2 separate regions of the Mus musculus genome follow, and region 2 is linked to region 1. A link is a loop called in an ENCODE intact Hi-C map of the cell type or tissue named here. Cell type or tissue: left cerebral cortex. All regions are shown on one strand. Links, peaks and the distances in the headings refer to the core of each region. The heading gives the core; the rest is flanking DNA. Region 1 has its middle 67 kb from the start of Gm40653. Region 2 holds the start of Gm40648 (a long non-coding RNA gene).

What was found. Hi-C counts contacts between places; a loop is a spot of excess contacts. Peaks named below come from ENCODE experiments on the same cell type or tissue, not always from the same donor. Only the 100,000 strongest peaks of a DNase experiment are listed, where the experiment ranks them.
Region 2: a loop joins it to region 1, with 4 times the contacts of the local background. A loop is called at or near these places in 2 of 42 quality-filtered maps.

What each region holds. Positions count from the first base shown.
Region 1 is chr13:3,335,881-3,352,337 of GRCm38, reverse strand. No RefSeq gene overlaps it. Among named protein-coding and RNA genes, the nearest start is that of Gm40653, 67 kb to the right of the region's middle. In left cerebral cortex, for the core only: no CTCF peak of the experiment used is centred there; a DNase peak (open chromatin) is centred at 8,547.
Region 2 is chr13:3,212,665-3,229,121 of GRCm38, reverse strand. It overlaps Gm40648 (a long non-coding RNA gene), which reads left to right and starts at 12,434. Exons shown (of 3, transcript XR_873096.1): 1 at 12,434-13,692; 2 at 14,574-14,694. In left cerebral cortex, for the core only: no CTCF peak of the experiment used is centred there; DNase peaks (open chromatin) are centred at 7,347 and 8,213.

The DNA of each region.
Region 1 (16,457 bases), core at 3,989-11,988:
TTCAGACATGTCATATACACAAAGCAAATTATTAGATTTTATACTTACAAAAGCATCACCACCAATCACTAGGCTCTTAGCCGAAGATACAAGTGAGAGCCTCCCTCATTTTGATGACTGTTCACACTTAGCAATGCTTTTTAAAACAATTTATTTGCTGGTAATTAATATGCTGATCTTATCTAAAAATAATAGTCAATAAATAGCTGCATGAACAAGCACATGGTGTCATGCATTCATTTAATTAAATATTTTATTCAAAAATAGTAAGTGGCAAATAGCTTATAACATAAGTGTTTATTATTCTATACTATGTAGTATAGAAAACAACTGTTACCAAGCAGATGAGCAATGTTATCCCGAGCTTTTGTCCCCACCGGCAAGAACACGCTCAGGACAACCGGAATCTTCTGCGGCAAAAGCTTTATTGCTTACTTCTTCAGGAGCAAGAGAGAGAAATGGCAAAACCCCGTCCCTTTTAAGGAGAATTATTCTCCGTCTAGGATGTGTCGCTCCCTGATTGGCTGCAGCCCATTGGCCGAGTTGTCGTCACGGGGAAGGCAGAGCACATGGAGTGGAGAACTACCCTGGCACATGCGCAGATTATTTGTTTACTACTTAGAACACAGGATGTCAGCGCCATCTTGTAATGGCGAATGTGAGGGCGGCTCCCCACATCTCCTCCTTTTATTTAGGAGCAATAGGCCACCCATTCTAATGAGAGTGGAGATAGAGGTCAAATCCCCAGTGTGCAGGTAAAGGAGCCGTACACAAAACCTCCTCCCAGGCTCATCACCCAGAGGGGTCCTGGTCTGGTCCTGTGTTGTTTTTCCTGGGGGAAGGACACTTGAACACTCAACCTTCTTGAAAGATGACATGTCTCCCTAGAATAGGCTCATACATGCCGCAGAGCCCTTCTACTGCAGTGCTTAGCCGTGCAACTCTCTCGAGCTGCTGAAGCACACTCACTCTATCCCGTGCAATGAGACTAGCCTCGTGGGGTTCAAGAGCTGAATGGCCAGCGACCTATTGCTTAAGCATAGATAACCATATATCAGGGGAAGCACCATGTTCTAGTGCTGCAAGCGCCTGGGCAATAACCACCATGTCTCTCCTAGTTTGGGCCTTAAGCTTACAGACCAACCAGAGAAGCAACACTAATCCACAGCAAAGTGTAGCTCCAAATAATCCCACCCCCACCCATTCTTTAAAGAAGAAAAATGCTGAGGAGATCCAATTGGGTAATCCTTTGGTCAGGGACAGGTCCAAGCGCGTGGAGTTGACCTGAATGATGGCAAGTCTCAATTCCCGAAGGGTCTGTTCAAATTCAGCCGTCCAATTCTGTAACATATACTGAGAAAGACTTTTTGACAAATTAGCTGCCCTAGTAAATTTCTCATACTGAATGGAAGTAATGCACAATCCCGGAAACTTTTGTTCACATGCCAGCTGAGCTATTTGCCATAATACATCTAGTTGTTCCTGGACAAGATCTATGCGTTGATTAACCAGCATGAGACCTCCCTGTATCTTGACGTTAGCTGAGGCCTGTTTATCTATGGCTGTGGTCACCGAGGCTGACAATGTGTTAATGGTGTCAGTCATCTGGACATGTCCAGACAGAGCCAAGGCCGAGGCCATAAGGGAGGCGGAAACGGCCACTGTAGCAACAATGCTAACAATAATGGCCGATATCCCAAAATCCCTTTTTTTTTGTCTGAACAAGGCCAAACCCAGTTCCTTGTTAGTGGTAAAAAAAGCGGGGGAATACTTGAGCATTATACATCACCGGCATTGGGAGTGGAAATGTCGACATTATCCCCCAACACTGCTCTCTCTTTGTTATTGTCGCCCTGGACATCACCAAGACGAGGGACATCAGTATTCCCTTGGTCAGTCTGGATTTTTCGGGTGAGTCTTTCTGGTATCCAAAATGGGTTGTCTTCATTCTGTGGAAAAACACAAACAGCTCCCCTGGATCTTATCAAAATAGGATCCGGTCCTTTCCATTTGCTACATAAAACATCTTTCCATTTAACCATCTCATTGGGCCTATCTGGCTCTGAACAATGACGTTCAGCCGCAGTATGGCCATGAGCATCAAGATTTAAAAAATTGAGTGTAAAGAGTGCCATAGACACAGACACTCTTGGTACTCAGGGTAGAGCCTCCTCGTCTCCCCTTTTATGTTTTATTAGATAGGATTTGAGGGTGCGATGCGCACGCTCAACAATACCCTGTCCTTGAGGGTTGTATGGAAGTCCAGTCAGGTGGGTCACGTCCATCTGACGGCAGAACTGCTGGAATTTTTGAGATGTATAAGCTGGTCCATTATCAGTCTTAAGGAGTGTGGGTTTCCCCCAAGCACTCCATGCCTCAAGGCAATGTTGAATCACATGTGAGGCTTTTTCTCTGGTTAAAGGAGAGGCAAACATGATACCAGAGCAGGTGTCAATAGAGACATGTAAATATTAATTTCTCCCAAAGAAGGAAATATGCGTGACATCCATTTGCCAGACCTGTAATGGCCTGATGCCACGGGGGTTTACCCCTACATGAGGAGTAGATAAAATTTGACAACAATCTAAAGGCATTATTAAGTAATCAGAATCATTTCCAGTAGAACCAATCCCTCTGGCAGCTCGAGGAATACCAGAGGAAGGAAAACAGCCTTGTAGGCTTGGCAAAATTATTAGTTGAGCTATTCTGTCCCCTTGTGATATAGAAAAGACAACGTGAGGACAAGAACAGAGAACCTGAAGTTCCCCTTTATAATCCTGATCTACAACTCCAGGGTGGACAATAAGACCTTGTAGGCTGCAAGAGCCTGCCTCTGTCTCCCAAGTGCTGGGATTAATGGCGTGTGCCACCACTGCTCAGCTCCTTCAAAAACCGGAAATGCCTATTGCATTTTCCTTTGTTCCTCTCTGGGAATGAACGAGTCTGCGCATTGCCTCTCTGTCCATTGCCTCTGCACAGGGCTGATGCATAGGCTGATGTGCAGGGGGCTCTGCATAGGGTGGAGGTGCACTATGACCTTGAAGCCCACTGCCCGGAGGCTGAGCAGCACACTGGCCTTCGCCAGCCGCTTTTGGCTTTTTCCTTGACTGATTAGCTAGCATTTTATCTGGCTGGTACTTTTCTCTCTCATAACAAGCTGCTTCCTCCTCCAAGTCTGTTTCTTCAGAGAAGCTAAATTTTTCATCTGATTCAGAGCTACTCGGGTATAGGCTCCTTCTCCTAGAAACCTCCACTGATTGATCTTTTTTCTTTTGTTTTTTCTCCTCTTTCCTTCTAATCTCTCCCCAGGTATTCTTCCCTGACCTTAACTTTTCCTCGGGTTCAAGACCCGTGGAAAGGCCTGTATACTTAATTGGTGCACCATGTTTCCTCTTTGCTCCTACTCTCTCTCCCCGCTTTACTTCTGATAGACTGTCTTGAATTTCGTTCAGAATTCTCCACCCTGCCTTAACCACTTGATAACATGTGAAAAGGAACAAAAGGCTCCTAACACTGGAGAAAGTTCAAGGCCAGACATACCTTGTAAAGCTGTAACGTGACCCACAGTTCTGGTTCCTTGCACCGGTGTGATGGTATAAAGTTCCCGGGTTTCTCGGCACCACTTATTGCCCAAGCTTTTGTGTTCGCCGGTAAGAACACGCTCAGGACAACCGGAATCTTCTGCGGCAAAAGCTTTATTGCTTACTTCTTCAGGAGCAAGAGAGAAAATGGCAAAACCCCGTCCCTTTTAGGGAGAATTATTCTCCGTCTAGGACGTGTCGCTCCCTGATTGGCTACAGCCCATCGGCCGAGTTGTCGTCACAGGGAAGGCAGAACACATGGAGTGGAGAACTACCCTGGCACATGCGCAGATTATTTGTTTACTACTTAGAACACAGGATGTCAGCGCCATCTTGTAATGGCGAATGTGAGGGCGGCTCCCCACACAATGTCATGGTTTAGATTGCAAGATCACTTGGGCAATGTCAAAAACAATTCCCCAAACCAATGAAGCTGACTGTACCAGATTTTTACCTCTCTCAGTGTCTTTTTTTCTTCTGCTACAACTTATGTTTTATGTTAATTTAGCACTGTGTACTTTCCCTGGTTATGATTCACATTAAGTACCAGCTGGTTAAAAATTCAGACCCAAAGAAGAGTTACAAGGGATTGCATTAAAATAATAAACTAGGGGTTGGGGATTTAACTCAACGGTAGAGTGCTTGCCTAGCAAGTGCAAGGCCCTGGGTTCGGTCCTCAGCTCTGGAAAAAAAAAAAACAAAAACAAAAACAAAAGAACACAAAAAAGTAATAATAAACTATAAGGTTTTTTTTTTTTTTTTTTTTTTTTTTTTTTATGGATAACTTCCTCTGTGGGCAGCAGGCTATCATAACAAAATTTGTGCAAAGTTTACAAACTGAACCAAAGTTCGACTCCTTTGTTGAATGTCCTTCACATGAAAACACAGCATTCAAGACCATGTTTCCTCTTTGCTCCTATTCTCTCTCCCCGCTTTACTTCTGATAGACTGTCTTGAATTTCGTTCAGAATTCTCCACCCTGCCTTAACCACTTGATAACATGTGAAAAGGAACAAAAGGCTCCTAACACTGGACCCAGGGTTTTTATACTTATACTGCCTGTCATATTCCACAGTTGCAAATCAAATCATCTTTGTGAATTTTTTAGAATTCATGAATTTATCTCTAAACTGGGAGTTTAGTGTTACATAAAGGATATGTGTCATGTGGGAGGAATTTTATGTCAAATTGTGTAACTTTTTGTTTTCCCTTGACTAAAATGAAAACTTAGGAAGTTCTAATGTACAATTTTAAACTTGTTAAAGAAATTAGTAATTAAAAAAAAAATAGAAGTAACATACTGTGTAATTGTAAGCAAACCCTGGTTTATGACAGGTTTCAGAGCTGTAAACTATCTTTTCAGAAACTTGGAAATGTGGTCTTTTGATTCATTTCACAATTATTTTAATTGAAGCTCCATATAAATGTATTTCTGTCTATAAAATTCACCTATTTGCTATTTAGATAACAGCATTTCTAGTTTAACATCTTTGGAATGGATCACTTTACTTTTTAAGCCAATTCTTATACATGTGTGAAGGTTATCTATTTTTGTTAAATTATTACCAGGAAGAACTTACTTTTTATTAGAAACAATATAATACAACACAGCACATTTCAATGCATTCTTCTTCCTGCTTAGGACGTTTCCAAAGTATTTTAAGTTCTTCCTTCAAATGTAAAATTGAAAGTTTACTAAATATTTTTGGAAGAATCATTTCTTTTTTCAAATTTTTAAACTGAGAAATTCTGAATTTGAAATAATTTTAAAATCCAAGCTATTAACTTGAATTATTTTTTTCTACATTAACATTCAGTTGATGTAGAAATTACTTGGATTTTTTTTTTCTCTTTTTAGTGTAACACTTGATCCAATGCATTGCATTTGAGCAGTTTAACTTGGAAAGGTTGGAAAGGTTTTTATATTTGCCAGGAAGAGGGGAAAACATAAGTAGTTTATGAATTTAAGGAAGAAACTCCAGACATTGTTCTCTTTGGGAATGTTCTGTTTTCATGGTTCTACAACTCTGTAATTATCTTTATGCAGCGTGTCAGCACTATACTCAATTTGTATAATTGTTTCTTCTAATTTTAATGTTTTTGATAGGCACCAATATCACCCCTTTCCTTTCTGTGTATGTCCCTATAATATTGTTGGCATATTGTTATTATGTGCTCCAGACATGTTCCTGAGATCCTTTCACCACCCATATTAGACATCTAGGCTATCTGAAAGATAATTATAAAAATACCCTTAGAAGACACGCCGATCACACTGAAAATGCATACATGTCATTTTCTGTTTACACTGACAGTTTTCACCAACTTAATTATCTGAAATTCGACTGAAAAAAATGTGGCCTAACGATTGTGTCTCTCTAGATGTTTTTGGTTGAGCTAAAAGGTGTGTAGCTCTGATGTAGCATCTTCAGATGCAGCAGAGAAGGTCCAGCCTAGCAGATACAGTATGATGAAGTGGCATCTGGGAAGTAGGAAGAGAAACAAAGAAGCTGCCCAGGAAGAAAGGTCTGTGAATGGCTTGGCAGCAGGGGCAAAGGAAGGAGGCACATGCTGAGGTTGTGGGGCCAAGAGATACAGCCCTGGTGCTCTAGGTATGGTGTATCCAGCAACCCCATTCTTTCAAAGTGAATAGAATTCTGTGCCTCTTCTATTCTGCAATTAAATCCGCCTTATTAAATAAGACTGCATAGAGTGCAGATCCATATTCATGCGACTTATTTTGTATTGTCTTATTTGGTTTTTTTCCTGGAAATAATATAGAATAAAATTTGTTGCAAAACTGTCAGAATGCCAGTCAGTCAGAACACAATAAGCAGTTGGTGGTGCAAAGATTTTAACACAGATAGAGGAGAGGATCTGGTTTTAAAGGATCAGGCTTTAATTATTTGTTTTTAATTATTTGACATTAAGTGTGGCAAATGAGTCAACCATCACAAATAAAACGTGATAAATAGCAGTAGCATACCCAGAACCAGCCCACTGAGGGCTGGAGATCTCAGGTGAGCACAGGGAGTTTTCAAGGCATTGTGAAGCATACCTACCTTCAGGGGATTTGACATATCTGCAAACTGTTAGAAATGCTGCTCAGAGACCCCTTTCAGAATGTGTGGAGGAAGGAGCTGTCTGTGCCTCTGTCTTCTTGTTTTCAACCCCATCAGCCATGTGCCTGCTCTGAGGTCTTTCTCAGATGAGCAAGGATATAAACTTGTTCAAACTTCTTCATGGGGTTGTAGCCCAGTTCCCAGCTTCAGTGCCTGGCAAGGAATTTATATAATTTTGCCTACTGGAAAAGTAGCTTTGTATCTTCTATTCTCTCTTCTTCAGGACAGCTTCTGTTTTCTTAGGGAAATATATGAGAAGAAAAAAAAATAAATTTAATACCACGGAGGGCTCTAAGAAAGTCTAAGGAGCATTACGTTGATTTCAGGACCTCAGAAGCCCATCTTTTCTGCCTGAGGTCCCTTTCCTTTTTTAGCCCTCTTCCCTGAGCCATCCTTTCAAAGCTTAGCTCCTCCTGAAAATCTTTGACATTCCCTCACTTAGACAATACCTTTTTGATCAACCCCCTTGAAGACATTTGCTTTCTATGACACTAAAAACTTGATGCTCTGTGGTTTACCACATAGAGCCCTAGAGCATGCACCTTGTCTTGACAAGCCTCTACCTCCCGCTTTTGTCTTGGCCATGGTAGGTGTCCAGTGGATGCAGCCATGTGCAGCCATGGTCCCTGTGAGCTTGTTACCAGATCAAGCAGGCACAAAACAGGCTGGAATAGTTACAACATATCTACAGTGACATTTGAAACATCAGGAACCAACATCGTACATTCTTACACAGAAAAAAGAACCAGGTTTCCCTGCTACCTGCAGGTGATATTAATAAGTTTTATGGGTATTAGTCACTGAAACATTCTTGTCTAAAAGGTAATGGTTTTAGATAAATCTCTCCGTTCTCTGGCCCTCAAAATTGCAACCAAACTATTATTTTTTAAAAAGCTAATATTAAACCCCAAAGTAAATCAGCTACTATACAGCTCAGAACCTGTAAATACTGCTGATTTTATTTGCCAATAATGTGACTATAGAGAATCCAAAAATCTAGACTTTTTGACTTTAAAATCAGTAACCATCTGTTTTTATTCCTAAATCTTTCTTCTTCTGTAATAGTTACTGTACCCGCTAGGGACCAGTCATTTAACCTTGCTGGTCTCCAGCTGACTTTGCTAATCATTCGGGAAAATTAAAATGAAAATAGTTGGGAGAGAGGAAACAAACATTTTTGAAAAGAATGTACAGAGGTGTGATGTAGGTCACTGTCTGGGTACCAGAAGACCTGAAACTAAATCTGGAATTGACCGTAATTCAATCTGGAGTTGACTACACGTATGTCACCCAGCCTTCGGATCCTTGTTAGTAGGAGAGGAGAGGAAGAAGGATTTCTTTAGTTAATGTAGCTTGAAAGTACTGTGGTCCTCTCCAGCATGTTAACACATGACATGCTGTCATTCCACATCCAGTTTTTAGAAATTCTCTAAAGACCAGTAACACCAGAGGATGAAGCTCCAGTGTCAGCAACAGAGAGAGGTACCTGAGTTTCAAATGATAATTATATTTTGTCCCCATTAACTTAACTGCCTGGATTGTAAAGACAAAACAGAAATCAAGACTTCTAGAAAAAGATTGGGGCACTAGTATTTCACTGGTGATGTAGGAGGAAGAGGTGACCTTTAATTATTTGTCTAAAGCTAAGTGTGATAAATGAACCAGTCATTGCTATTAACACTTGATAAAAGGCAGCAATGCACTCAGAAACAGGGCCTGGAGGGTTAGAGCTCTCGGATGAGCATAGGGATTTTGCAAGGCACCATGAAGCACAACCTTGGGGGACAGGACATCTGCAGGCTATTTAAAGCATTGTGGCAGTCAGTCTGCAGAGAGTCTGAGAGGTGGTGGGAGAGTTGTGAATCTGACAAGCTTCTGCCATCTGTAATACCAGGGGCTGTAGAAAATGCTGCTCAGAAGCTGCTTGCAGAATGTGTAGAGGAAGAAGCTATGCCTCCATCCGTGCCCGTAGTCCTGTTCTCCGGTCCATCATCGGGCCATGTATCTGCTCTAAGGTTGTTTGTAGAGGAGAAGGGAAGGGAAACAAAGGACTTTAGAACTGATCGGGGAAGACCGGGAGTCTAATTCCATCTTGCAACCTCTCAGACCCCCCAGTTTCCTTCAGCCATTAAGGTAAACATACTCGACCTGACATAGTAAGCTGGTCTGAGTATCAGGGAAGTACCTGCTGTGTACATTTTGAGTTTATCAAAGAGTTGATATGTCTTAGTATAAATCAATATCCCGGTCACAAATTCTGTTACTGGTCTTTTTTTTTTTCCTTCTAGGGTCAGCTAACCATTTCATAGGAAATTATATTTTTTAGCTAGGCTGGAGCATCTGTTCACTGCAGGAGGAGCACCCCAGAACAGAAAACATCTCAATTAACTTAGGCCTTGACAGAACTCCCACTGTGTCTGGGCATGTGAGGATGGAGAAGAGACTTTTGTCTTCTTGTTCGGATTTCTGCCCAGGACTGCTCCATCTCTTTAGCCTCCTCCTCTTCTTCTTACTCCTGTGTGGTACCAAGCTTGCTTTTCTGACTACATTGATGTGGCCTGACCTTTTATCTAGATGTATTTTCTGAAATTTGTCCTAAAACCACTCCAATGTACTGCCTCCATGAAGGGCTTCTCCATAGGCACCACATCACCTCCCATTTTTCTTGTTTGAAATTAAAATGTCTCAGTTTATTATTGTGTGAGTCTCTTTCCTAAACTTTTTCATATCTTCTTGGCCCAACCAAAAACACTCTATTACTTATTCCATACTCTCTCCTCAAAATGTTTTCGGGGATGGGGTGGGGGGTGGGAGCATTGGCTAGTCCATTCCTGGTATTTTTCCCATTCCTTGGATTCTGTCTTTGATGCTGGATTAGGGTTTCTATTACTGTGATGAAATATCGTGATGTAAAAGCAAGTTGAGAGGAAAGAGTTTATTTGGCTTGCGCTTTCACTGTTCATCACTGAAGGAAGTCAGGATAGGAACTCAAACAGGGCTGGAACCTGAAGGCAGGAACTGATGCAGAGGCCATGGAGCAGTGCTGCTCATTGGCTTGCTCCTCATGGCTTGATCAGGCTGCTTTCCTATAGAACACAGGACCATCAGATCAGGGATGGCACCACCCACCATGGGCTGGACCCTCCCCATCAATTACTAGTTAAGAAAATGACTTACAGCTGGATCTTACAGAGGCATTTTTCTCAATGGAGCCTCCCTGTTCAGATAACTCTAGCTTGTGTCAAGTCATGAGTAGCCAGTACAGATGCCCAATGGTTCTTCATCAGCACTCTTTTCTTCACAGCACTCTTTCCCTGTCCGTGGGTACCAGGTACCTTTACTGAATAGTTCCTAGACTTCTGTTCTCAACTGAGAGGTGCTATAGAACTTACAGAACTGTACACATCAGATTATCCAAAATGGCAGGTTCTTTGTATACAAGTCCTGGAGACTTCAACATTTATGGTTAAGTTTTAGCCTAGAATCAGTGAAGAGCATGTAGATTTACTGGGAGATTTAATGTCATATGAAACATAGATGCTCTCAGATAATTTTCTCCTCAGAAGTGAGCTACCCTTCTGGGCCACATCTTTCTTTCCTGTCCTAGATTGCATGCTGTGGCAGGTATCTGAAAGGCTGTGTTTTGTTGGTCCAACCCTATCATCTCCCACTTCTGAGTTGAACTCCAGTGGCCTTCCTCACAAGGAGCATGAGAGAATGGCAAAGGAATGTTCAGGAAGCTGACTCAGTTTGACTCACATAACTTCACACTAGGTAAGAAGGCGCCCTGAAACCCAGAGAACAGAGCTCAAACCTGACCATGGCGCCAAAGCCATGACTGATTTCAGATTTGGGAGAGAGAGAAGTTGATCCTTGGAGCAGTGGTCACAGATGGGATGTCCAACACCATTGTCAGTCTGTCTCTGTGTTTCTGCACTTGCAGTGTGGCTCTCAGTTCTTTGCCCCACAGTCTTCCTACCTTAGCTGCCGTGGCATGTGACCTACATTACTCCTCTTCCAGATGTTCCTTTGTCATGCATGGCCAGCTTGTCCTCTTTGCCACACCCAACATGGAGATGCCTTGTAAAACTCAACCATCAGTAGTGGAATTATCCTGCAAACTCTTTTTCTTCCACAGAAAGACTCTCCCCTTTGTTAGTCACATATTAATAAGAATGGCTTTCCATTATCCTGATGGAATCATCACTTCCGCCCTCACCCAGTGCTGTTTTCGTTCTCCTTTCCTTACCTGTTCTTATTTTTCCACCTGCTGACTCGTAACTCTTTTGAAGGAGTGTCTGCCTCTTCTCCCTCTGTTAACCTTCACTTCTGGCTTTTCTGTTCAACTTCCAGCTAGTCATAAGCACTTGCCTGGTTCTGGTTGTTTTGGGACCACCGTTAGAAACAACTCTCTTTGGCTAATCCAGCACTGTTGCTTGATCGATCATTCCGACCAGGTGTTGGAGGATGATGCCCCCCCCCAAATGATCTCTCTTCACTCTCAGACTAGGGTTAGAACTCACCTAGGACCTCAGGCTTGCTGGGTCAGAATTCTACCACCAAGCTACAGCCCCACCCCTTTCTTAACCTTTTTTAGCTCTCCCTCTGCCCCATCTACTGTTTGACACTGAAGTTGTATGAGTCTGAAACTGAGTTTTGTATTTTGGAGCCACCTTACTTATGAGGTCCTCACACTTTGTCACAAGAGTAGCTTTTGAGAGCAGTTCAGAACCCGAAGGGAGTACTCCTGTCTATGGGGAGTTGGTTCTCTCTCCAGCTTTCTAGAAAATTCTTTAATACTCTCTCTCCTCATTTCAAGTCTCCAGTTCCTGCCTCCCTCTTGATTACCACAATGCTCTTTTCTTTTGAGTTCATTGAGAAAATAGAAGAGACAGTTGCAGTAGCTCATGTCTCCGATCCCAGCATTTTGAGTCAAAGGACAGGCTAAGGGTCCTAATTTGCCTTTTGTTGTTATAATAAAACATTGAATGAAGAAAACTTGGGGAACAAAAGGTTTATTTTAGCTTACAAATTATAGTCTATCACCAAGGGAAGCCAAGGCAGGGACAGAGTAGAGACCATGGAGGAATGCTGCTAACTGGCTTGTTTCATGACTCTTTCTCTACAGCCCAAGCCCACCTGCCAGGGGATGAAACTACCCACAGTGGGCTTGGCAGTCCCACATAAATCACAGTTGAGATTTCCCATGGACAGGCCCACACAGCAGTTTGATGGAAGTACCATTCCTCAGTTGAGGTTTCCTCTTCCCGGTGATCTAAGTTTATGTCAAATTGACAGGAAGTAATCAGCACAGGTGCATAGCAAGTTCCAAATCACCCGGGTTACAGAATGAGAGAGAGAGAAAAAAGGCAAAGTCCAATAAATTGTCCATTCACCATTCACTCTCATGTTCTCTCTCCCCCAAAATGCTCTGTCTTCTTTCCCTCACAACACCCCTATGCTGCCTCTTTAGTGACTCTTCCTCCTCTGACTTGTGTTAGCCTACTTGGTTCCTCTTCCCGTTCTTCTATTTCCCATGAATCCTCTGGTTCTGCAATTTTGAATATCATCTGCATGTTAGTACTCCAAAATGTATATCGCCATCTAAACAGTCAGGACCAAGAGATCACCTGATAGTTCTGCATAAATAATACCTAGCTCAAACCTCACAGACCCAAAGTAGTCCTGGTTCTCTCCCCAGTCTGCTTCGATTGCTTCTTTGTATCTTGTGAAGTTAAAAACTGCATTCTTGCTTACTTATTCCAAAACCTAGCAACCAAGTTTTCATCCTGGTTTTCTCTGAGCAAAGTTGAAGTCCTTTCTGCAATTAGCAGGGCCTTCCTTGATATAAATCTACTGCACCAGTCCTCCCATTCTTTCTGTCTCCCTTCATGTATTAATTGGATCCGCAGTAGCCATCTTGCTGCCTGTCAAACCTGCCTAGCACATCCTGCCTCTGAGCCTTTGCACCTGCTCGTGTTTCAGACTGAAATGCTCTTGACTTACACATCTGAATAGCCGTTTTCCTTCACTTTTCATCAAAAGACGGATGATGGAGAGCTGTGCCTGGTATTAGCTTGGCTCCTGAGTACCATTCTCAGCAGCTCATGTGCATGCACACATACAGGTGCATGTGTTCCTGTGTATACACACAGTCATGTGTCTACACCGTACACAACAGAGGGATGTTCTTTGGCCACTCTACATAAATTGCACCCATGCCAGTTTACTTAATTTTATATTTTACTTAGCACTTTTCATTATCTGACACATTACAGGCTTGCATGTGTATTTGTCTCATATCTGCCTCCACCTCCTTTCTTTAGAATGAACTCTGGCTCACAGGCCTTTGCTGTAAATACTCTTGTACCACCAAAACCAATTTCTGGCTCATTGCGGGCTCTAGATAAATATTTGTTAAGTAAATGAATAAATAAACACTCTTCCTGTTGAAAGTCTTTTAACTATCATTGACTGGGTGATAGTTGATTAATTATAAATAAATAAACCTCAGTACAATCCTCCTGTAGTTAAATATTGTGAGGAGCGGGTGTGGCAGCAGTCCCAAGATGGTGCCCCGGACTGCAGCTAAGTCTTATGACTTGCACCTGACTTCCTCATACACCTGAAAATAAGCCATGACCATCATGAGAGCTGCACAGGTGCACCATGATGCTGGCGGTTTAAACAAGTCCATATTTGGTGGAGAGATGCTCCTGCCGCCCTGATTGGCTGAAGCTGTGTGCCTGATGAGGTGATGTGGTCTGCTGTGAGTGGATGGGGACTGAGAGTATATAAGAGTGAGAGGCCCGGGGTTTGGGGGAGATAGATGAGGAAAGAGATAAACTTGAGAGAGATAAAGTTCGCCGGGCGTGGTGGTGCACGCCTTTAATCCCAGCACTCGGGAGGCAGAGGCAGGCGGATTTCTGAGTTCGAGGCCAGCCTGGTCTACAAAGTGAGCTCCAGGACAGCCAGGGCTATACAGAGAAACCCTGTCTCGAAAAACCAAAAAAAAAAAAAAAAAAAAAAAAAAGAGAGAGAGAGAGATAAAGTTGAAGCGAGAGAGATGAAGATGGAAGTTTGCTGAATAAACTGCTGTTAGAAGGACTGGTGGTCGTGTCGTTATTGCTGGTCGAGAGCAGATGCGACAAATGGTGGCCCGTACGGGGAACTGACTCCCCCACCAATGAGTTCAGAACTTTCAGCAGTCACTGTTTGCCGGCAGGGTAAGTTCATGGTTGTGAGGAGCCGCCCTTGCAATCGTCATTACAAGATGGCGCTGATATCCGGTGTTCTAACTGGTAAACAAAGAGTCTGCGTATGTGCTGGGGTATTTTTCTATTCCTTGTGCCCTGCCTGTCCTGGGGCGTCATCTGGGCTGATAGTGAGCAGCCAGTCAGGGTGAAATATGTCTCCAACCCCTCTTGTGGCCTATTTAAGGACCGAGTTTCCTGTATTCTGGGCCTCCTTCCCCAAAAGCTGATCATCTTTCTCTCGAGATGGATTAAAGCTATGCTGCAGAAGGATCTGAGTGTGTCCTGTGTGTGGGTGTCCTCGCTGGTGAGACTCCATATCACAGACACATCTGGTGCCGAAACCCGGGAACGGCACAACATCGCCGGCATTGAGGAGTTCCCTCGGAAACGGGGCAGATCCAGAAGTGTAGTGAAGGTAAGTTCGAAGAGTCATGGCTGACCGTGAGACAGCATGTCAGAAACCGAACGGAGCGAGAGATAAGGAGCTCATAAAAAAAAAAAAAAGACATGTCTAAGGAAAAAAGGACCTCCCTGGAAGTTAAAAGAAAAAAGGGGAGTGAAAAAGGAGAAAAGAGAAAAACAAAAGATAATATAAAATATAAAGATACAAAAGACAATATAAATTATAAAGATACAAAGGATAACATAAAATTAAGTCAATTTACCCTCCTCTCAAAGACTTTGACTAAAGAGGCAGCTTTCATTAAAGGCTTAGAGATAGCTCTCAGGGTCACTGTGCCTCCTCTCATTCACTGGCAGTATTCCCAGAAGAAGGATATAAGTAAGTTAGAGTCTGGACATGAGAGAGAGAAGATGAGTTTTAGAAAAGCAGTTGTCCCCTGTTTGGGATCTTTTAAAAAAAAAAGAGAAAGAAAATAAAAATAAGCTATTTCAGAGCGCTCCTGAAGAACAGAAGAAAAATGGGAGACGTCCTGTTTTCTCTCTGACTCCAATGGAGATTTTCTTAGCTCTGGTTAAAATATCTGTGTCCCTTTGAGACACCAAGTTCTATTCCCTGTCTGTCTATTGTCTGTTTTTGGTGCACCAATACAAATTGTCCATATGTCTGTCAATTAATGTTTGTAAAACAAATTGTCCATATGTCTGTCAATTCATGTTTGTTTTTGTTTTGTGGTTTGAATGGTTATTGTTCCGTGTTTCACGTTGAAAAATATAAATGGTTAAAACTTGTTTTAAAAGCAGTTTTAATTTACACAGTACAAGCTGATAAGTTAGCTGCACTGTGGCTGGGAGCCAAGTACAGCTGAAAAAGCTTGCTGAGAGCCGATTACAAACGGAGCTCTTAAAGGGGCAGGCAGCCTTTTGCTTGTAACAGAAAGTTAGCTTAAAATTGGGAACTCAAGGTTAGAGTCTTTCTAAACAACATGAACAAACGCAAGAAAACAAGTCTTTAAGGATACTTCAACATAGGGATAATCTTTGAGCCAAGACTCTGGCAGAGTGTTTAGATTGAAAAAAGTTTGCATTTGGGTTAAGGCTGAGCTCAGAGGGGAACAGCCTCAGCGCGGCTTGTGTGGCACTTCTTAGAGCCTTATTACAGACCTAGCCAGATGTTGTTCTAAATAAAATTTAAATTCAAAAGTTTATAAAAGGTCAATCAGGCTATAAAACTTATAAAGGCATTTCAAAATAACTTGCCTACTTCATATACAATTATTATAGATTTAAAAGTTTAATTTTTTCCATTTGTAAAGAGTTTACTTCTAGTGAACTGGTGACCATTAAAGGTTTTTGCCCTTAGGTATGGCTAACATAGCTTAACAATTTGTAAAAAAAATTTTTATTATCAGCTTCAATACAAGAAGCAAAAGGTTTAAATCTTTCAGTATATATTGTTTCCTAAGTGAAAAGTATTTTATTAGCTAATGTCTCTAAAGGGAAGTTTAAAAGTTCTGGGGAAGAGTTGTTGCTTCATAAGATTCAGAGACAACATCTTTTTTAATAATTAGGGTTTCAGTTATACTGGAAAATTGGTACAAATTTACTTCAAAATTTTATTTCCAAAAGCTTACAAGATATGTTAATTGGCTAAGACCTCACCTTAAACTCGCCACAGGAGAACCTAAGCCTTTGTTAGGTGCTATCAAGTGAGATTCCAATTAACTGGTGAAAACCAAAAAGGCTTTAACAGAAAGTAGAGGAAACTTCTGTAATCTATTACTATCAATTGTAATTGGTGGTAATCAAATATTAGTTATGTATGCTAGTTATTTTTATTAAATGTGTCCACAGCTATTTTTTTGCCAAAAATAAACGTTAATGTAAAATCATCCTTCTTCACCTCAAAGTTTTAACATCCTATTATAAGGCTGCTGTGGTACTAATTAAGAATTAAGAATTCCTTGTTCCAAACAGCCATTAATTTGGTTATTGCATAATATTGATGTTTGATCTATTACATACCATCATATAAAGTAAAATTGATAATCATTATCCTAAGATAGTTAAAAATTATTTCATGCATGCTTATATATCTT
Region 2 (16,457 bases), core at 4,351-12,350, 120 kb after region 1:
GTCTTTCCATGGGAATTATGGAGTCGCAAAAACATGCCATTTCAGCTGGCTTTTTACTTGGGTTCTGGAACAAGGGATGGGATTGGATTGAATGTGGATTGTTAATTCTGTGCAATAAGTGCTTTTACTTGGTAAGCCATACCCCAAGCCTTATTTCAGACATGGTGTCACACATCTGCACTTATTGCCTGAAAACAGCCCTTTGCATAGTTAGTTGGACATGCCATGCAGTAAATATTTTTGAGTGTAGGCGGCAGTTTTAAGGATTAGTATATTTCATTTAACTAACTTTAGTTCTATAAATTACTTAACTTCAACATTAATTTTGCTGTGTTTACCAGATACTGACTGATATATATATATATTGTGGAAAAATTCAACTTGCCATTTTGAAATTACTTCTAAGATTATATTATTTGCCACTGAGAATTATTCTAAAAAAAAAAAACTCTTTCATTTTAACTAGTGTTGATTCTTCAGGGTCCAAAAAGAAATATTAATTCAGCACCTGCTCCATTAGCTAGATGTCACACCCTAAAACTGTGTGACTGTAAAGGGGCTGGCCTCACACAATAACCATTCCTTAACCCTCAATACATCATCAAGATCCATTGCACTCAATTTTATTTTGGTCACATTTATTACTATTCATAAAGATATTTCAGGCCCTTTTCCTTCCAGGGGCCAAGAGAATATATGTTCAATTTTTTTAATAGATCAAAAATCTAGTGAATATTATAATCACCTTATACCTCTCTTGGGTTCCTTTTCAGTCTACATTGCATTATAAAATTTTAGTACTCTTATTTTTTTCCAACTTGCAATTTCAGTATGCTAAGATTGACTTTTTTAGTTTGGAGCTAAGATGAAAGGATGGATTATGGAGAGACTACCTCACCCGGGGATCCATCCCATAATCAGCCACTAAATGCAGACACTATTGCATATGCCAGCAAGATTTTGCTGAAAGGACCCTGATATAGCTGTCTCTTGTGAGGCTATGACAGTGCCTGGCAAATACAGAAGTGGATGCTCACAGTCATCTATAGGATGGAACACAGGGCCCCCAATGGAGGAGTTAGAGAAAGTACCCAAGGAGCTGAAGGGGTCTGCAACCCTATAGGTAGAACAACTATATGAAATAACCAGTACCCCCAGAGCTTGTGACTCTAGCTGCATATGTAGCAGAAGATGGCCTAGTCGACCATCATTGGGAAGAGAGGCCCCTAGGTCTTGCAAACTTTATGCGCCACAGTACAGGGGAACACCAGGGCTAAGAAGTGGGAGTGAGTGGGTAAGGGAGCATGGCAGGGGGAGGGTATAGGGGACTTTCGGGATAGCATTTGAAATGTAAATGAAGAAAACATCGAATAAAAAATTGAAAAAAAAAAGACTTTTTTATTATTCATTTCCAACAATGCTAAAAAAAAAAGATGAAAATAAGGCAATATAATCATGATAGACTCATCTGGAAGAAGAAAACTAAGAAAGCATTCTGTTGCTTCTGTTGCGTCACCTTTGGTTTTGTTTCCATATTTCCCAAAGTATTTCATTAACTAAAAACAGGAAATGAAGTGCTGGAGAGATGGCTGCTCTTCCAGAAGACCCAGGTTCAGTTCCCTGCATCCACATGACAGATCACAACCCCCTAGAGTTTAACTCTAGGTAATCATATGTATATGTTATATGACACCCTTTCCTCTGACCTCCCTAGGCTTCAGTCAGACATGTGGTACACAGTCATCTGTTCAGACAAAAGCCCCTACACATAAAATACAGCAACAGCTGTAAAAATAAATGAAAACAGGGAACAAAAGAAGTTCGGAGACATTGTCTTTTTAAAGCTTTTGTTTAGCATAGGGATTTAAAGTTTGCCATTTTGTGTGCATTGTAGCAAAGAAAAGGCCACTGCTGGAGGAAAACAGTCTTGTAGGAGCAGTGCAAGAGGGCACAGCAGCTCTGGAGGCACCAGTGATGCTGACATGGTTGGTAAGAGACGCTCAACCTCAGGCGTGACTCCTTAAAAAAGGTATTGTGGATGAAACCAGTCCCACAAAGAGGCCCTTCACACCTAAGAATGAAAAGAACATGTGCCTCACCACTTGATTAGCAGCCATTCAATAGAAAAGGCATCACCAAGTAACATTTTTGATGTGATCCTAAATCTTCCTGTTCTTGCCCAAAGGATGTTGAGTACATTGTCCATTGCCTTAAATTTTATTCGGTAGTTTTTAGAGAAAATAAATGTTGAAGACAAGTGTGTTTACACAGGAAATAGAAAGATAAGCAGCATGGAAATAAAAACAATTGGAAGCTCTTTATGTACTTAACATTTGAGGGTCAGAGGACCACACCAATCAGAATGGCTAAGATCAAAAACTCAAGTGACAGCAGATGCTAGCAAGGATATGGAGAAAGAGGAACACTCCCCACTTGCTGATGGGACTACAAACTAGTATAACCACTTTGGAAATCAATCAGGTTCCCCGGAAAATTGGAAATAGTTCTACCTAAAGACCCAGCTATATCTCTCCTGGGCATATTCTCAAACGATACTCTGCCATACCACAAGGACTTGTGCATAGCAGCCTTATTTATGATAGCTAGAAACTGGAAGCAACCTAGATGTCTCTCAACTGATGAATGGATACAGAAAATGCAGTTAATTTACACAGTGGAATACTATTCAGCTATTAAAAAATAAGGACATCATGAATTTTACAGGCAAATGGACAGAACTAGAAAATATCATCCTGAGTGAGGTATCTCAGATCCAAAAGGACATGCATGGAATGTACTCCCTGATCAGTGGGTATTAGCCCAGAAGTACATGATACAATACCCATGATATACCCCACAGACCATAAGAAGTTTAACAAGAAGGAAGGCCCAAGTGAGGATGCTTCAATCTCACCTTGAAGGAATAACAAAATTTTTACAGGAGGCAGAGGGAGGGAGAGACCTGGGTAGGAGAGGTGAGGAAAGAGGAAAGGGGGGGGGCAGACTGAGGTTGGGGGGAGACAGAGGAGAAGCCCAGAGGGTCAGAATAATGGACAGAAATAGATCCTGTAGGAGATGGGGGCTAGGGGAAACCTCTAGAAAGTCCTAGACACGGGGGATATAAGAGGCTCCCAGAACTCAGTGGGGGTGACCTCAACTGAAATGCCAAACAGTGGGGAGATGGAACCGAAAGAGACCACTTCCAGTAGATAGACAGGGCCCCCAGTGCAGGAAGGGGCTACCTACCAACTTTTAAAATATTTGATCCAGAATTGTTCCTGTCTTAAAGAACTGCAGGAACCAAAATGGAGCAGAGACTGAAGGAAAGGCCATCCAATGACCGGTCCAACTTGGAATCCATCTTATGGATGGGCACCAAACCCTGATACAATTACTGATGCTATGGTGTGCTTGTAGACAGGAGCCTAGCATGGCTGCCCTCTGAGAGGCTCTACCAGCAGCTGACTGAGACAGATGCAGATACTTACAGCCAACCATTGGACTGAGGTCTGGGACCCCTATGGAAGAGATAGGGGAAAGATTGAAGGAGATGAATGGGATTGCAACCCTATAGGAAGACCAATGTTCTCAACTAACCAGGACGCCCGGGAGCTCCCAGAGCCCAAGCCACCAACTAAAGCTCTGTTCTGAGGCCCCAGCACAGATGTAGCAGAAGACTGCCTTGTTGGGCTTCAGTGGGAGAGGGTGAATCTAAATCCTGGGGGCAACATTTAGGATGTAAATAATAAAATAAATAATTAAAAATTAATAAAATTTATTTATATATTTATGTTTGTTTGTTTAGTGTGTGTACATGTGTTCATAACTGCATGCCATGGTGCACATTTGAAGGTCCGAGGCCCAGTTGTGGAATCACATATTTTTCTACCACATGTGCTCTTGTGGGAAGCCACATGTGCCGTTGCAGGGTGGCGCTGGCTACCGCTGGCCACCATGCATACATAGGCAGTAAAGTTTTTCTTGTCAAGATGAGGTTTTGAGAATTAACCAATCAGATGAGAGACAAGTTAACCAATCAGATGAGAGACAAGTTAACCAATCAGATGAGAGACAAGTTAACCAATCAGATGTAGGCATGCAAATGAGGTGGTAAGTATAACCCATGCATAACCAATCCGGGTGTGAGACACGCCCCTCCTAGACCTATATAAGTAGCACCAGTTCTGGGCTTGGGGTCTCTTCGTCTCTGCAATCAAGCTCTCCCAATAAACGTGTGCAGAAGGATCCTGTTGCAGTGTCGTTCTTGCTGGCGAGTCGCGCATGCGCAAGATGCTCTGAGGAGAGAACTACTCTCAGGCTTCACAGGAAGTGCCTTTCCTAGTGAGCCATCTCTCCTTCCCATAGTCTTACATTTTAAAAACTGCTACTTTTAAGCTTTGTGGCTTGATCCCCCAAGGTATGTGTTGATGGACTGGCTCCTAGTGAACCAAAGCGGTTGTGAGTGTAGTGAGGCATTTCTCTACTAGTGATCCTTGGAGCTGTGCCCTTGATAGGGATATGGAGACCTCAGGTGTGCATCTTTCTTCCCAGTAACCAGAAGGTGAGCTGTACTGTGTTACATACGGATAGCCTGGGAAAAGATCGAGACTCAAATTTCAAAATGTGTTTTCTTCTGATTATGTATTTCTTGTGCACCATCATAAAGCTGAAAAAGTGTAAACATGTAAAAAGTCAGGAGTGTGTGTTCATGTGAATGCATGTGTCTGTGCATGTATGCTTGTATGTGTATGTTCATGTGTGCATATGTGCATGTATATGCATGCGTGTGTATGTACATGTGTGTGTGCATGTGTGAGTGTATGTGTGTGTGTGTGTGTGTGTGTGTGTGTGTGTGTGTGCGCGCGCATACATAGTGTAAGACTAGAAGGATTCTTCTGAGATCTGTGATTATTCCTAGGGAGCAGGGATGGCAGCGATGCTGATTTTTTAAAATTTCCAACATTTCATATCTCTTTATGTGTTTTTACAAGAAGGTAATAAACATACCTGTAATTTTGTTTGTTTGTTTGTTTTGTTTTGTTTTTGTTTTTGTTTTTGTTTTTGTTTTTTTAGACAAGGTTTCTCTGTATAGCCCTGGCTGTCCTGGAACTCACTTTGTAGACCAGGCTGGCCTTGAACTCAGAAATCTACCTGCCTCTGCCTCCCAAGTGCTGGGATTAAAGGCGTGCACCACCACGCCAGGCAACACACCTGTATTTAAACCATTTTTGTAGGTAGAGCATATCTGCTCCGGGTTTTATTTTATAAGCTGGTGTCTACCTTTCATGTCTCCAGAACTGCCATGCATGTTATACTGAGTTTGCAATACATAAAATTTTATTTTAGGGCCAAATGTGTTTCTAGACTCTTGGCATGCAATTATCATTTTCTGTTTAAAGCGCAGCAAGATAAAAAAATTAATTTTTTTTATTATGATCTAAGTTTTTGGTAGTGATGGTCTCACACTGTGTACTCTTTTCTGGGAAAAAAAGAACAAATTTCTACCCACACTAGATAGAACCCTGAAGATACACCAAAACCCAGTTTCACTCAAGGGCAGCATCATAAACCAATGGATTTTACTGGGGTTGGTTACAGAAGCAAGGTGACTCAATGGCCATTGCTTCATTGAAAAGTTTTCTTTTCTTTTCTTTCATTTTTTCTTTTATTAAATTAATTAATTTATTTTTTTACACTCTATATTTTATCCCCCCCATCCACCCTCTTATGGCTTCACATCTCACACTTCCTCCCCACCCCCTGTCTCCACGTGGACTTTCCCACCCCCACCCCACCTGACTTCTAGACTCCCTGAGGCCTCTAGTCTCTTGAGGGTTAGGTGCATCATCTCTGAATGAACACAGACCTGACAGTCCTCTGCTGTATGTCTGCTGGGTACCCCATATCAGCTGGTGTATGCTGTCTGTTTGGAGATCCAGTGTTTGAGAGATCTCCAGGGTCCAGATTAATTAAGACTGCTGGTCCTCCTACAGGATTGCCCTTCTCAGCTTCTTTCAGTCTTCCCTAATTCAACAACAGGGGTCAGCTGCTTCTGTCCATTGGTTTGGTCAAATATCTGCATCTGACTCTTTTAGCTGCAAGCTTGCTTTTCAATGCATCCCTGGATACATCTCCCTGCCTTTGTTGACGTCCAGCCCACTGTCCATCTGTGTATGTCCAACTCCCCTTGACCCCTCCAAAGCAGATTTTACTGCTTATATAACTTTGGGACTGGTGGGGCATAGCCTTTTTAAAAAAAAAATTATGACTTTCCTGAGCCTTGTACGTTTCTTATATTATCTGGGCCTTGTATATTTCTTTTATTGCATTTTATGAATTTCACTTACTTCCTCCATGTAAGAGGTAATGTTTTAATTTGAAGAGATAGTTTCATAACCAAGAGAGATGCACTGATGGGCTGGGAAACCTTTGGACCAACCATTTCAACAAGGAGAAGAACAAAACAAAACCCGGAGAGTATCTACATTGGCCAAATAAAACAGAGTAATAAAATTGATTAGCCACCAACGTCATGATATCATATCTTATCAACTGAATGATTTAAAACTGTCTCAAAGATTCTCAAACCATGAAACCTGAAAGGCTTTTCCTGTATCTGTTGTGTGTAGGTCTAAGTGCCTATACTGGGCCTTCCCAGGCCCAGTCTTACTGCAGACAACCTGGTTATAGGAAAAAACAAAGTTGAATTTCAAATTAATTTGTCTAGACATCCAAATACCAGAATACAGCAAGGATAGATACAATAAAATTGCACACATCCAGAAAGATTCTCGTCTTGCGCGCGCGTGTGCATGTGTGTGTGTGTGTGTTTTCATTTCTACGTGATAGCACTTGATTGACTCTTTGCAAGAAACACTGAATTAATTTCCCGGGCTTCCGAGGTCCACACAGTCAGCCACATACTAAAACAATCATTCTAGGTGGAGACTTTGGTCTGTTAGCCTTACAAAGACGGCATCCGGGAAACGAGATAGTTCCCAGAAGAGTGATCAGCTCTCAAGTGTTGAGGGCATCTACTTTTGTTCCCCAGCTGCTGCCACCCACCATCTCACTTGAGAGGCCCAGCAAGAGTTTGTCCCCAGGCAGGCCAAACAGAGGTGCGGAACGTAAAACACATTCCAGCGATTGGCATCTGGGCGAGCAGCTGCCTAGCACAGTCAGCGTGTGGTCCCGGGGACCAAGGAGCAGAGCCCACACCAGCACCGCCCTCGGAGAGCTGGTTGCATGCAGGCTTGGCTCTGCAGGCTCCATCTGGTCTCCCCACACCCTGCCACCCCGCCCGGAGCATCAGTCTCAAAAGTTTGGGAAGTGTGTCCAGGGGGTTGGCATCCTTTTGTGGGGCAAGTGCGTGGTGTGCAGCTTTGGCACTCGGGATCTCGGGAGAGGGGGTGGCGCGGTGGGAAGAGTACTTCACATACAGCGGTGACTATGACTCAGGGAGAAGGGAAACCCCAGAATTACCACAAAGCCATCCAAGTCCAGGCTTGGCCTCACCAGTCAGCTAAGAGCGATTCTGTTTCATTCTGGTTTCAGGGTGGGTGTTTGTGTCTGTGTATACGTATGCGTATTTCTGAGAATGAATTCTTCTCCCGGTTTTCTTCTTTGTAAATAGATTGGGGGTTGGGGGCAGGGAGCTCGTAATGCCTATTAGAACTTCAAGAGATTGGTTTTCACAGGACAGCGCTTCAGAAAGGAGTCCAAGAAATTATCTGGTAGCCAGCCGCTTCTCAGCGACATTTTCTGTGGATTCACTTTAACATTTCAGTCCTTTTGAAAGCTACTATGGTTAAATTAACCAAAATCTAAAAAAAAAAAAAAATTCCTAGATTCTTCCAGGCCTACATCACATCATCAAATCAGGTCCCGCTGGAGGTCCCATTAAAATGGCAGCTCCCACTGAGAGAGAGACAAAAGCCCCTCACTGAATGGGGATGCTGGAACAGTGATGGACTCTCAGAACAGCTTCTTTTTTTTTTTTTTTTTTTTTAATCCATAAAAAAAAAAGTTACCTCTGCATCGACTGTGAGAGAGTATTTATTTAGCTCTCCACACTGTGGGAAATGGAGGCTGTCTCCCTTATAAGGACACCAGCCTTTCTTGGGAGAGGAGAGAAATAGGAAGCTGTAACATGGCTGAACAAATTCCTCCTTGCAACAGAAATCGTGGGATGTTTCAGATGTGAACAGCTAAATTTTGGTGTGGTCTGGGACAAATTAATATGACTCAAATCCCACCTCACACGGGAGGCTGCTTCTAAGGAAGTGGGTGGGATGAACGATTCATGTTCCTCAAAGTTCTGGCCAATGCTGTCTCCATTAAATTTAAATGTGGCTCCCTCTTCCCCTCTCTCCACAAGAAAGTGATTTAAAAAGAAATGGGGACACTGTGAACAAACTAAAAATATATGCAAAGAGCTTAGCTATGTGCTAAGAAGGCTCAACACATGACTCTGTGATATCCTAGGCTACATGAATGGTGTTTTTTTGTTTGTTTGTTTCTTTTGTTTTGTTTTATGTGACAAACTAAAATCTCCTAGGATAATCACCTGACCTTTGATCTAAATACCTAATAAAAAAATGGAAAAAAAAAAAAAAGAAAGTATTGTCTGATGTTCCAGATGATGGCCTGCACTGCCATCTTAATCTACGAACAAGCCCGGCCCAGGGGGGATGCTTAGTTTGTAGCAGGGAAGGTCAATTACATTCTCATTAAATTGAACACGGATGGCATCCTGTGGAGGATTAAAGGTCTTGGCTGTTATGAAATTGCCTAATTATCACTACTACATTCGGAAGCAGAAGCTACTGTCAACGTTGGAAACATACTTGTGATTTAAGAAGCACGTGCATGCTGCTCTGAAGGCCCTAGTGGGAAAGATGACTTTCCAGTAATCAATACTAGAAATAAGTTTTTGTTGGCCTTAAAACACAACCTATGATTATTCTTCTGCTGACTTAACGTCCATAACCGTAGTGGGTGGTAACCATTAAAACGCTATTACCTTCCTTCAGCCACTGTTCATCTGGAGACGTCCCTCCCTTCCCCCAAAACAAACAAACAAACAAACAAACAAACAAACCAACCAACCAACCAACCCAAAAAGCAAGTTGTTAGGCACTTTGAGGTAGGTGTCCCTTTTGAGAGGCCAAAGGATACCCAACCACTTTGGGAGGAACCCAGGACCCAGGTTCATTTCCCCCCTGACTGCAGACCACTGTATGATGCTGTTATCTCCAGAGTCTGTACTGCCTTGGCAGTCGGTCTCATGACATTCTAATCTATTTTACTGATGTAAAGCTTTTAAAAGTTGATTTAAAACTTTATTTATTCAGTTGCACATGCATGGCTTAAATACCACCAAATGCATCCTGAAGTTGGACATGAGACATAACATCCCTGAGCAGGAAATCTTTTGAATGAGTGCATTTTCTCCCCCTGCGGGTGTCTCCTTCTCGGCCATTGTCTGTCTTCTTTTCATGCCTGTAAGGTGGTGGCCATGACTGTGCAGTTATAAAGGTCAGTGGCCCAGCAGAGAGGTCAGGCCCTGCAGAAGGCGTGCTGATGAAGCGTTACAATGCACACTGAATATGTTAACTCTCTACTTCACTCCCAGGGCAGGCTACAGTTGTTTCCTGTGTGGTATGGCATTTACCCAGAACTCTAAGGTATGGACCACTCCAGCCAGGCGTCTTCTAACCACAGCCTACAGCGTCAACACCTCTAGCTCCCCATACCACTGAATTCTTCATTTGATTAGTTCAGTCCTTACCAAAATGAAAGAAAATGTTTTTCTCTCATTTTCATAAATGACATGGGAGGGTTTGGGGGATTATTTATCATGTAGACAGCAAACCACACCATCCCAGCTGGCTTAGTTTGTAAAGTACTTGTTGGGCCAGCATGAGAACTTGAGTTTGAGTCCCAGAACCCATCTAAGAATGTGAGGGATGGAACAATGAGCCTGTAATCCCAGTGTTGGGAGGCAGAGACAAGCACATCCCTGTGGTTTACTTGCCAGCCAGCCTAGGCTAATCAGCTATCAAAGAACAGTAAAAGATGCCCTCTGAAGTAACAAAAGAAACAAACAAACAAAGCAACGTGGCTGGCACCTGAGGAAGAACACTTGAGGCAGACCTCTTGCCTCCATCGATATACCCATGTACACATAGGCATCCTTACAAAGGAAAATACGTATGAGACTTGGTTCCTACCTCACCCGATATCAGTATACAAAGACTAATCAGATGATTCTGGACTTGATGGTAGAGAAGAGAGAGGAGAGAGGGGCCAGCAGGCAAGGCTGGCACAATCGCAATCCTAATCTTGAAAGTACACTGTAGTCCTGGGTACAAGGAACTGCCTGGTCCAGGCCCTTACTTCAGCACCCTGCCTCCCTTAATGTTTGTTAATATTCATTTTTAAAGACAGAGTAGTAGATTCCAGAATGTCCCCTGTTAACTCTTTTCAGTACTCTCTTTTCTTCAAGATTCTATCTTTGAACTTCAAGGTTGGATCTATTCATATATATGTATATATATATATATATATGTATGTGTATATGTATATAAAGCATAGCCATCTTTAGGACAACTGAATTAAAACTGGAAAAAAGAAAGAAAACAAACAGACTTGAACACTGAAGCAACCTCAAACATCTCTTTATTTTGATGATATATTTTTGTAAAGAAAATAAATAATCATATGATCAGGAATGTATATAACTAAATGAAATAAAAAAATAACAGTATGCATTTTAAAAGAATTATAAATTTACAGTGCTTGGAATGGGGCTAAGGAAAGTGCTAAAATATATAAAAAAAGGAAATAATGTAGATTGTACCATTGTAAATGTTCACAAGTAGTTATGCTTTAAATGAACAGGATTATTATGGATGAGTGTTAATAAGGTCAGAGCCTGGCCTTCCGGTCTTTGCCCTGTGAGTATGGAAAGATAAATGGCAACCATAGGTCACTAGGCAACGGACCCCCAAAACTCGTGAATTTGATGCAAAATGACCATCCAGAGACTGTTCCACCTGGCGATTCATCCCATAAACAACCACAAAACCCAGACACTATTGTAGATACCAACAAGTTTTTGCTGACAGGAGTCTGATATAGCTGTCTCCTGAGAGGCTCTGACAGTGCCTGACAAATACAGAACTGCATGCACACAGTCATCCATTGGATACAGCACAGGGTCCTCAATGAAGGAGCTAGAGAAAGTACCCAAGGAGCTGAAGGGGTTTGCAGCCCGATAGGAGGAACAACAATATGAACTAACCAGTACCCCCAGGACTCTCTGGGACTAAGCCACCAATCAAAGAAAACACATGGTGGGACTTGTGTCTCTAGCTGCATACGTAGTAGCAGAGGATGGCCTAGTCGGCCATCAATGGGAGGAGAGGCCCTTGGTCTTGGGAAGGTTCTATACCCCAGTATAGGGGGATGCCAGGGCCAGGAGGCAGGAGTGGGTGGGTTGGAGAGCAGGGGTAGGGAGGAGGGGATAGGGGATTTTCAGAGGGGAAACTAGGAAAGGGGACAATATTTGAAATATAAATAAAGAAAATATCTAGTAAAAAAAAAAGTAGGCTTTGTTTTTCAGCTTCCTCTGCAGTTCCATGTGAAGACTGGTAAATCAGTTTTTACTTATATTATAATAAAACATAATTTGGATGGATATCTTGAAAAAATATATGTATCAGTTTTTGAGATTAGAATTATTCCATTTTCCCTTTCCTTACTCCAAACCCTGCTATGTATGCCCCTTGTTCTTTTTAGAATTAATGGATTGTTTTCCTTAGTTGGACACTCACAGGCACGTGCACACATGCACATAAGCCCAGGCACGTGCACATTCTCACATCTCTGTGCATCAGGCCTTTAATGAGAGCTTCTTTCTCTGACAGCTCTGGAATTATTGGTTTACTTGAGATTGCTTGCTCCTCTCTGACTGGGAGTCTCAGATGCACACCCCAGGATGCCAGCGTGGTACAGTCCAAATCTGCAGATGGCCTTCATCCTCACTGCAAGCCTGTCCTAAAGGAAATGGGATTATGCTTCACCAGCGGGATTTGGAATAGGAGCAACTTCCTGACTGATGGTTTCCTCCCATAGAATCTTTAAAATTAGAGTCGCTTCCCATTTTTCAATCTTTCTTCCTTTCTTTCTTTCTTTCTTTCTTTCTTTCTTTCTTTCTTTCTTTCTTTCTTTCTTTCTTCCTTCCTTCCTTCCTTCCTTCCTTCCTTCCTTCCTTCTTTCTTTCTTTCTTTCTTTCTTTCTTCCTTCCCTCCATCTCTCCCCCTCCCTCCCTCCCTCTCCCCCTCCCTCTTTCTTTCTTTCTTTCTTTCTTTCTTTCTTTCTTTCTTTCTTTCTTTCTTTCTTTCTTTCTTTCTTTCTTGGAATAAAAATACACAGGATAGATTTTTTTCAAGACGCTTTCTCCCCATGAATGTATATGCTCGTGTTGTTAAGAGGAGGCAGCTTATTACACATTTAAATTTCAAATTAGAGACAACTTAGAATACTTCAATTATTTTCCGTAACAATTTAGCAGACAGCAAATGTCTTGTTCTTATCTCTTAAAGGACCCAAAAGTGCTTTAGCAAACTAAAGAAATAACAAGAAATATGTTTATGGAACAATAGATTATTGTCAATAAGTAATATTATTTTCTCATTAGCAGCTATTTGAGAGAAACCCTGAAGGACCCCAAACTGAATTTGAAAAGCAAGTCTTTACAGTGCTTACTGAAGATTGACACTCTATGATGCTGACAAATGAAGAGAAATATCAAGTATTACTGCCATCTAGTGACCACTTTGGGTCACTGCCACCATTTGAGGCAGCACTGAACCTCACTCAGCTCTCACCTCCAAGCTCTGTGAACGGTTAAGTTGCCCAGGAAGGGTTGAGAATCAGTTCACTCTTCCTGTTTTAAAAGCCAATCAGAGGTTACCAACGAGAGCCAATGAGAGACTATCAAACAGATGCTGGTGTTTAAGACCTTTCACTTTTCGTTTCCTAATTGAATTTCATCTTGGTGACAGAATGTGATTGGAGTGGTAAATCTCTTGAGAGCTTATTGAGACTTCCTTTGGGAAGTAAACGTGTGGTATGTTTTTGTCACAGTTCTGTGAGCACTTGATGAACATACTATCTTTCTTTTTTCTACTTGTGTGCTTGTTTAAATTTCCATCTTACACAGCAAGTTTAAGTATTAATTGGGTTGCTCCACTTTTTCATAAGCTACGTTTATTCCTGACATCATTTTCTTCTGACCCAGATGATATAGACTTGTCCTCTCTAATTTTGATTCATCTCTTCTTATTGCACCGACATTTTTTGCCCCTGTATTTAAAGTGATCGGCCCTGCCCTCAGGCCTTGTTTATCCACTACTAATTTCCCTACTATCGATTGTTTCAGGAAGGAATTTGTCTGGCCTCTGTCTCTCTGTTTCTATCTAACTTGCATGTGGGTGCACACACAAGTGAAGGCAGAGTCCATGTTGGGCTCCCTCCATTACTCCCATTTTTGCTTTTGACACGGGATCTCTCTGTAGGAGCTGAAGCTTGCCATTTTGACTAGACTGGCTGGCCAGGGAGCCCTTGGCATCCACTGTGTCTCTTCCCCCTGGGAACTGGGAATCAGTCATCATCACGGATGCAATGGTAAGCCCATGCCTGCTTTAAAAACTATCCTGCATTCTCTTGTCAGAAACTATATCTCAATAGTTTTGTTGCTTCCTCTTTGGTATTTAGCAAACAGAATATTTAGCGTTGTGTTACCGTTGGGTTTGACGTTCCTGTTGTCATATGCACCTCAGGTGGATCGTTCTTAGTTCCACATAGTATTCCACTCGTGTGTGTGTGTGTGTGTGTGTTTGTATTTTAAAGAACTTATTTTTTCTTATTTGTCCCTGTGTGCATTTGCCGCATGTGAGCACCTGTAACATGGAGTTCAGAGGAGGGTGTCAGGCTCCTCAGAGCTGGACTTAGTTGTGAGCCAGCCATGTGGGTGCTGGGAACTGAACTCAGGTCCTCTGGAAGAACAGCAAACATTCTTAACTGATAAGCCATTTCTTCAGGCAGGTCCACATATTATGACTTTTGAGTATGTGAAGTCTACTCATTCTCTTGTCAAGAGATACTTACTTCTTACTTCAAGCGAGGTTGGACACTACTCATCCGTTCCTTGGTGTACTCTCAAGTGAGAACTTCCCAAGAAAATTTCATTGATCTTCCCTAACATCATCTTGGAAGATAGGACATACACAAACACTGACAATTATAATATCTCAAAGTTTCAGTTTGAATTTGAAGTGGCAAGTTATGTCCCTTTTCTCTTATAAATATTATCATTTTAAGATGCAATCACTCAAATATCAAGGCAGGGTGATGAGGGCTCCCACTAACTGGAAGAAACATGAAGACACACCTTCAGGGGAGTCTGAAATATTACATTCTTCCCTTTTCCCCTTAGACTCACGTTTCTGCACTTTGATCCTAATTCTTTTAAGCAATAATTGTATGTGTGTTTATTTGTGTGGCAGGAGGCCATGGGCATGCCACAACACTGCGAGGAGGTCAGAGAACCTTCAGGAGCCGCTTCTCACTTTCTAGCATGTGGATCCTAGGTGTCCAGCTCTGGTACCAGACATGCTGACAAGCACGGTAACTTGCTGAACATCCCTCACACCTTCTTAATGAATTATATTTTAACACTTGAAAATAGTTCCTCAGTCTCGTTATAGTTCTATAACAAAGTCAAGAGTAGAGGGGGTTCCTGGAAAAATTGATACTGCTTAGCAGGAGCTTAGAAATTAGCAGTGGTTATGAAGAGACCAGAACCACTGAGATGAAATCTGTGGCGTGTGTTCTGAGAGCATAGAAAAACTGTTCCAGAAAGTGAAGGATATACATCTAGTGCAACTGGACTAAGTAATGTGCAAGAATCACCCAGTGGTACAGGTTTTGAAAATATGAAGGGGACATGGAGGGCAGCTGAGGCTTGGCAGTGTGAGAGGTATGGGAAGGCCATTGGTGAAGGTAAAGCCTCAGTTGCAGCAGATGTCCCAGCACTAAAGGGGTCATGCTAATATGTTTAAGCTTGACACAATGAAGAGAGCCTTTGAGAAGATATTAGTGAAGCTATATTGCAACAGAATATTCAAGCTTATTAGTGATGTCAGCTTATTATGGGATGACCCAGCTTATTATGGGATGACCCATAATGGCTATCATGAACAGTCCCAGTGGAGTGGAGACAACCATGCAAAGGTGAGGAAGTGACCTATGCTCGTGGAGCAGCCCAAACCATCACATGTGGATTCCAGACATTGGAACAAGGAGTTATAAGGTTGAAGTTGCCTTGGTATGATGGCTTTCCTGGTTGTCAACTTGACGATTTTGGGAATGAATTAAAAGCCAGAAAGAGAGGGGACACCTGTGAACTAGAGCAAGAGGATGGGGAGAACACAGACCTCTTATTCGGATCTTGGTGTGGAGATACTGAAGCAGATTGGCCATGAAAAGCTTAGGTTCAGGCAAGGTATACATGCTTTTAATCACAGGAGTCTGAGGAAAGCATATCTGAGTTCATGGCCAGCCTGGAACAAAGCAAGTTACATTTTCAGGTGTTTTGGCACACATCTGTAATCTTGGATACAACTTCTACTGGAGGCCCACATATGGACATTGAAAGAAGGAAGACTCACTCTTCTTCACCTCCTTGTATTAGTTTGCCAGCATATGTCTTGGAACCTACTTCTTCAGGGTTCTAGCTTATATAGAGGTTTGGATAAAAGACTAGCCTTGTGGTACTGAACAACTACTAGGTTTTTGGACTTCCCATTCACTACTGCCCATTGTTGGGTTAGTTGAACTACTACAGACTGTATGTCTTAAAAATCAGTTGCCTTATTATAGACTGAGCATGGCAGATCTTTCCTTCTAATGTTTCTTTCTTCAAATTTGAAGCTTTTGTCATATGCATTTTCCATTTGCTTACTTGGAGTTACACTCTATATTTTTATGACCATATCAAAGTGTGTTGCTTTCCTCATTTCTTTCTCCATCTGTTTATCATTTTAATAAAGAGTGCTAGTGATTTTTTTAGTTCATTTTGTTTCTAGATCAGTTGTAGGTGATCTCTGGTAGGCCCTCTGGCATGACTTACATATACTATGATATCATGGGCAAAAAGCAGTCCTTTGACTTCTTCATCTTCATTTCCATCCACTTGATCCCCTTTAGGTGTCTTATTACACAATAAGAACATAGTACTACCAAAGAATCCCGCAATACCTCTTCTGGGCATATATCCAGAAGATGTTCCAACTGGTAAGAAGGACACATTCTCCACTATGTTCATAGCAGCCTTATTTATAATAGCCAGAAGCTGGAAAGAACTCAGATGCCCCTCAACAGAGGAATGG